Linked DNA regions of Homo sapiens: region 1 is linked to region 2. The links are chromatin loops, found by intact Hi-C in ENCODE. Cell type or tissue: adrenal gland. All regions are shown on one strand. Each heading gives the region's core, and the rest is flanking DNA. Links, peaks and the distances in the headings are about the cores only. Region 1 overlaps LOC105376626 (a long non-coding RNA gene). Region 2 overlaps CD44 (CD44 molecule (IN blood group)).

Region 1 (2,925 bases), core at 291-2,790, 210 kb after region 2:
GTGTGCCACCACGCCTAGCTAATTTTTTGTATTTTTACTAGAGACAGGGTTTCACCATGTTGGCCAGGCTGGTCTTGAACTCTTAACCTCAGGTGATCTGCCTGCTTCAGCCTCCCAAAGTGCTGAGATTACAGGTGTGAGCCACTACACCTGGCCAGCTATGCCCCACTTTGAACAAACATTGCTAGAATCTGGAAGAATCTTCTGTTAGCCAAGGATTGCTTTTGAGGTTCACTCCAAAAACTGAGCTACCACCGGGGACAAATGGTCTCATAATTTTGAGTGTGTAAAGTGCAGCGATTCCAGCTCATGAGCACTAATATAATTTTGGAAACAATATACCCACAACAGGCATCGTCTAGAAAACTAACAGGATCTCTTTTCCACTAGAGTGTATTGTTGTTGACTAAGTGTTTTCAGTTATTAAGCTGGAAGAGACATGCTGGGGAGAATGCTTTGGAGGAACAAGTAAGCACAGAACACAGAGAATCAGGTAACTTATTATTTCTCACCTTTCTCTTTCCTTTGTAGATAATTAGCAAACATTCCTTTCTCCACCTTATCTCTTTGTTGAGGTCATATCAGCAATTATCTGCCCTCTGGTTTATGCAAAACTACCTGAATAAGTCATAATTCAGAAGAGCTTATCAACTTTCTTCCATGTCCCGTTGCCCAAAAATAATCAGCAATGAAATATCTCAAACATACAGAAAAATAGAAGTAAACAAAACCACCTAGATTTATGAGCAGTTCACTCTCTATCTACATGCTTAATATATTTTTAATAAAGTCTTCAGTCATCACTGCCACATTTACAAGAATACTTGGCCTTTTGGCTTGTCTTCTGAACATATTTTTGCATGTAAGCCTTTTACATATTTCTCTGAAGTGGTTCGAAATCCATCAGCTCGATGGTCTTTATTGTTTCAATATGGCCCAATCCACAGGGCAGAGCATATGACTGGTGTGGTGGTTGCTGCGTGGCTTTGAAGTCACACGGATTTGAGTTCCAGTCCCTGCCTACTAGCTGAGCAAATGTGGTCAAGGGTCTGTGACTGAAATTCTCATTGATAAAGCAGGGATAATAATACCTACCTTGTTGTCGAGATGTCATGAGGTGATGTAAGCAAAGCATCAGAACAGTACCTAGCACATAGTAAGTGGTTATCATCAGCTTGTGTGTCTGCTGTATATGCTGAACTGCTTGAGTCCATCTCCAATTGAAGCTGTATTTACCAGGATCCACTCAACCACTACCTTGATCATTAACACCTCCTTATTTGTGGACTCATGAATACAAGGCACTTGCATCTGCGGGGCTTCAAACTTAGCCCAGTGAAATGGCAGTCTTTTTTAGTTTTCTAAACACCTGGAGGTGACTTTTTCCCTGCCTCTGACTTTAAAAACATAATGAAATTTTACAGAGTTTTATAGCACTGAACTTTATGTAAAATCAAAAGAGCCCGTGAAATAAGAGAGCAATTGGTTGTAAGCAAGCCCCTTCATGAACATGGGCATTTTTTTTTTAACGTCTTTGTATCTGTGAGCATCTCCTTCTCTTCCTATCCTTAAGTGTATTATTTGTCATGAAAGCAAAGTGCTTTTAAAAAATTGTGTTTGATTCCATGGTTCCCAACAATGGCTGGACTTCAAACTCACCTGTGGTGCTTAAGATTATATATCTGTATACTTTTGTTTAAAATGAATATTATAAAAATTTATGTTTAAAAATATGTGTGTATATACATACATAGTTACATACACCCAAGGCACATATGTGCATGTGTATACATAACATATACACATACATACATACACGCACACCACCACCAAAGCCCCACTAAAAAAATACTGGAATCTCTGGGAGTAATGGGGGCAAATAGGAGGAGTTAATGTTCAGGTAAGGCTATTATGGACCCATTGTTGAGAATCACAGTGGGTTAATTACTTGAAACAGTACCTATCTAAAGGACAGTTAAAGATTTTGGTATTAACCAGAAAGTCTTTTTTTTTTTTTTCTTAAATAATTTTGCAGGCAAGATGCTGCTGTTACAAGTTTTCTGTTCTGAATTATGTCTTCCATAGGAATGAAGCATCCACACAGTCCATCCAAGCATACTGTGAATCAAAACACATGTCATAGCTGGAACGAAAGCATTAGGACCATCTAACTGGATTCCACTGGAATGAGTCTCTGTGAAACCATGCCGAAGTCTTTGTAAACAACCACCCTAAAGAAAGCTACATGAAGAATAGCCAATAACAAAAGCACTGGATTTAACTCAATTTTGTGAAAAAACAAAAAAAACAAATATGATGCACACACTCTATCCTTTTGTGAACAAAATGCCACCAAACATTTGAAACTGGCCTAAGCATACATTGACATGTTTGACATGAAGCCCAGCCTTATTGATCAGCCTTTCCAATACCCCCCGCCCCCCATTCTTTATTCCCAATAGATACATCTTCTCACAGGTAATTGGGCAGAAAAATGCTTATTGACTGATCTTGAAAACTTCAATGCATCTAAAGCTGGAGAACATTCAAAAACCATGCTTCTCTTTATTTATTTCAGTTTCCATGGCAAGAGGAAAATAAAAGGCAACTGTTTTGAAAGCAACAACAGTAAACGAAGCAACATCTCTGGCAAGCAGGCAAACCTTAAAGAGTAAAAGTTATAAATCCCCATGTAGACAATACCTTGTAGGTATACCTTCCCCCAACCACGGGGATGACTCTTAATGGTGCTGACTAGGTATAGACACCAACTTGGGACCAGTAAGTTATTCTTAGAAGGTGCTAACTTTTGTATTTTCTTTTAGGTTCTTGCTGCTATGTTTCTCTTTCAATTGACTTCCAGAAATCAGACAGTGAAATCAATGGGGCTTTCCAGGCCACTGAATTCAAAGTAATCAGGGCAGG
Region 2 (2,925 bases), core at 262-2,761:
ATTTAGGGATTTATTTTGCACTGTTTTAGAGCTGTGCCATCCAATATGGTAGCCACCAGCCACATTTGGCTATTTGAATTTAAACTAATTACAATGAAATGAAATTAAAAATTCACTTCCTCAGTTGAACTAGCCATAGTTCAAGTGCTCAGTTGTGGCTAGTAGTTATATATTGGACAGTGGAGGTATAGAATATTTCCATCATCACAGAAAGTTCTATTGCATAGCACTGTTCTAGACAGCAGGACGAGGTTGGGTGAGCTCAGATTGCAGGAGCTAGACTGTAGCATAAGAGAAGGAAAATATTTCTAAATTATGGCGATGCGTAGAGAAGACCTACTGATTGGAGTGTGGGTGACTGCCTGCTGGGGTTTATAGAAAAGACGATTATTCCCATTAAAGTGAAGGCTGATGAACAGCTTTTATGTACAAGCAACATAGTAAAGTTCTCATGTTTTTTTCTCCTCTTTAGACAAATAAGATAGGTTTTTGTTTGTTTGTTTGTTTGCTTGTTTGTTTGAGACAGGGTCTCACTCTGTTGCCCAGGCTGTAGTGGCACTATCATGGCTCACTGCTGCCTCCACCTCCCGGGGCTCAAGCGATTCTTCTACCTCAACCTCCCGAGCAGCTGAGACCACAGGCATGCGCCACTATGCCCGGCTAATTTTTGTGTTTTTTGTAGAGATGGGGTTTCGCCATGTTGCCCAGGCTGGTCTTGAACTCCTAGGCTCAACTAATCCACTGCCTCGGCCTCCCAAAGTGAGCCACTGCACATGGAGTGAGCCACTGCACCTGGCCCAGATAGATTCTTTAAAGGAAAATCTTCTCTGGAGCCTCACGCAGTATCTATCAACCCAACTGACTCCTAAAATAATTATGTGCTCTCATGAAAAGGGAATAAAATATGATTTCTCTTGGAGAGCTGTAACTCAAGGAGTCAGGTGACATGAGGAACAGCAAAGAAAGCTGTTTTGGATGATGGCAGGGGTGGAAAAACCTAAAGAAGTAATAGAACCCCCAACCCAGCATCTTTAAGACAACGTGACTCACAGATCACTTCATCATGCAAGCCCATGACCCATCCTTGTATGTCAACTTCAGAGACTAATGATTTTCCACTTTTGTCTTTTAACCATAATTTATATAACAGTGTCTGGCACAGGGAATGTTCTCAATAAATATTAGCCAATTCAAATTCAAGAGGCCAATACTGCCACTAAACCTCAAGATTCTTTTAGAAAAGGGGTGGTACTCTTTTTGTTTTTTACCTTCTCTTTCTCCTTGCCAGGGCTGGTAGTCACAGGAGCCACTCAAAAGATGTTTGCTGAATAAATGAACACCTATTGGAGGCCCCATTTTCAACCAAACTTTCTCTGATGAAAATAGGATTCTGTATCTCTTTCTCTTAAATGTGACACTCAAAGCAGAAAAGCCTCAGCCTTTGAAGGGGATTAGAAATGGGTTGACAGCTTTAGAATCACAGAGCCCATTAAGGGGCCCGTACAGCTGTTCACCACCTTTTAGCTGCGTGGCAAATCTGTTTTCAATTATCAAATCAGGACATAGTAATTTATGGCATCCAAGCAGCTACTTTCCTGGTGAGATACTCGCTGTGCCGGACCCTGTGTGTCCCTGTTTGCCGGTTGCCAGGGTGACTGCTGGTCTTGGGAGGAGGGAGAGGGCAGCAATGAGGCCCCTTCTCTGCTGTCTGCTGCTGACAAGACACAGACGATGGGGGAGATACCCAGCCCCAATGTATGGACTCCAGCTGCTCTTAGGGACAGCTGAGATGCTTCTCCGAGGTCTCCCTAAATGTCGACAGCATCCATGCCAGCGTTTCTATGGTGACATGTGCAAAGCTTATGGACTGTGTATGTGAGCAAAAGTGGTGCATTCTAGGGCTTGGCAATAAAGGGCTGATTGCACACAATAGGAAATTCATATTTAATTGAGCAAAAGTAATCCAAGGGAAAATGAGGAAGCTGAAGGGAGGTATAAAGACTCTTTGTAAAGGCTCCCCCAAGTCACATTATTTAAATTCAACTAAAAAAAATCTTTCCATTCAATCATAGGCGGCCTTTTAGATTTTTTCTCTCAGTTTTGTTCCTTATACAATCAGGTAGCATAACTACTTTTTAAAACTATGCCCTCAATGGTATAGATAGCAACATAGCTGTTTGACTGTAACATGGCACTTTTATTAACTTGTACCAGCGTAATTATTGTAACAGCATCATTTGATTTTCTCAGATAATTAGAGACTGTATGGGCTGCCCATGGTGTTGGAATTAGCTGTTGGTTGCTTTCCAAAAACCAGTAAGGAGTCCATAATTCTCTCTAGGTCTTCTCCCAGACTGAGGGGCATTTTTCTGCCCTGTGAGGTGATCTGGGGACACAATAAAGGTGGTCCTGCTTGGAAATAAGTTTCTTTTACCTTATGAGAAACCATCTAAAGGGACATTTACAAAAGGCTTAATATTCCTATGAATTACGTCCTGGAGAAAAATAATGTATCTTTAAAGTGTCTTGGGTAAGAAATTTAGATTTATACTTTTATAAATTTAGATTTATACCCCTGTTAAAGGTCATTTCCTCTGTTGCTAGAATTACTATTGTGTATATATAATGTATGTGTATATATATATATATATATTATATATAAAATGTAAATAACATGTAAACCTATAGGTCTTGGTTCAGGTAGGGAGAGAGTGGCCTTCAAGAATATAAAAACAGCCCATGTGTCAGTTCTAGCGAGGTGACTGTCTTCATTTAGTTGTTTTCCAAAGGAAAGTTCTTCTCTGCTTCATAGACCTCCTAACAGCAAGAAGACGATGAAACAGTGCTCTTCTTATGCTATAACCTGAATCTCTTCAACTACAGTTCCCAGAAAATAGAAAATGATATCATTACAAAAACCAAACA

What was found. A loop is a pair of places that touch in the nucleus more often than their neighbours do. Peaks named below come from ENCODE experiments on the same cell type or tissue, not always from the same donor. Only the 100,000 strongest peaks of a DNase experiment are listed, where the experiment ranks them.
Region 1: it touches region 2 in a loop (2.0-fold over the local background); 14 of 110 quality-filtered maps call a loop at or near these places.

What each region holds. Positions count from the first base shown.
Region 1 is chr11:35,013,779-35,016,703 of GRCh38, reverse strand. It overlaps LOC105376626 (a long non-coding RNA gene), which reads left to right. Exons shown (of 4, transcript XR_001748180.2): 4 at 1-2,925. Among named protein-coding and RNA genes, the nearest start is that of MIR1343, 73 kb to the right of the region's middle. RefSeq lists an enhancer at 2,763-2,812. In adrenal gland, for the core only: no CTCF peak of the experiment used is centred there; no DNase peak of the experiment used is centred there.
Region 2 is chr11:35,222,327-35,225,251 of GRCh38, reverse strand. All of the region lies in intron 17 of CD44 (CD44 molecule (IN blood group)), which reads right to left. Among named protein-coding and RNA genes, the nearest start is that of CD44-AS1, 8.8 kb to the right of the region's middle. In adrenal gland, for the core only: no CTCF peak of the experiment used is centred there; a DNase peak (open chromatin) is centred at 1,739.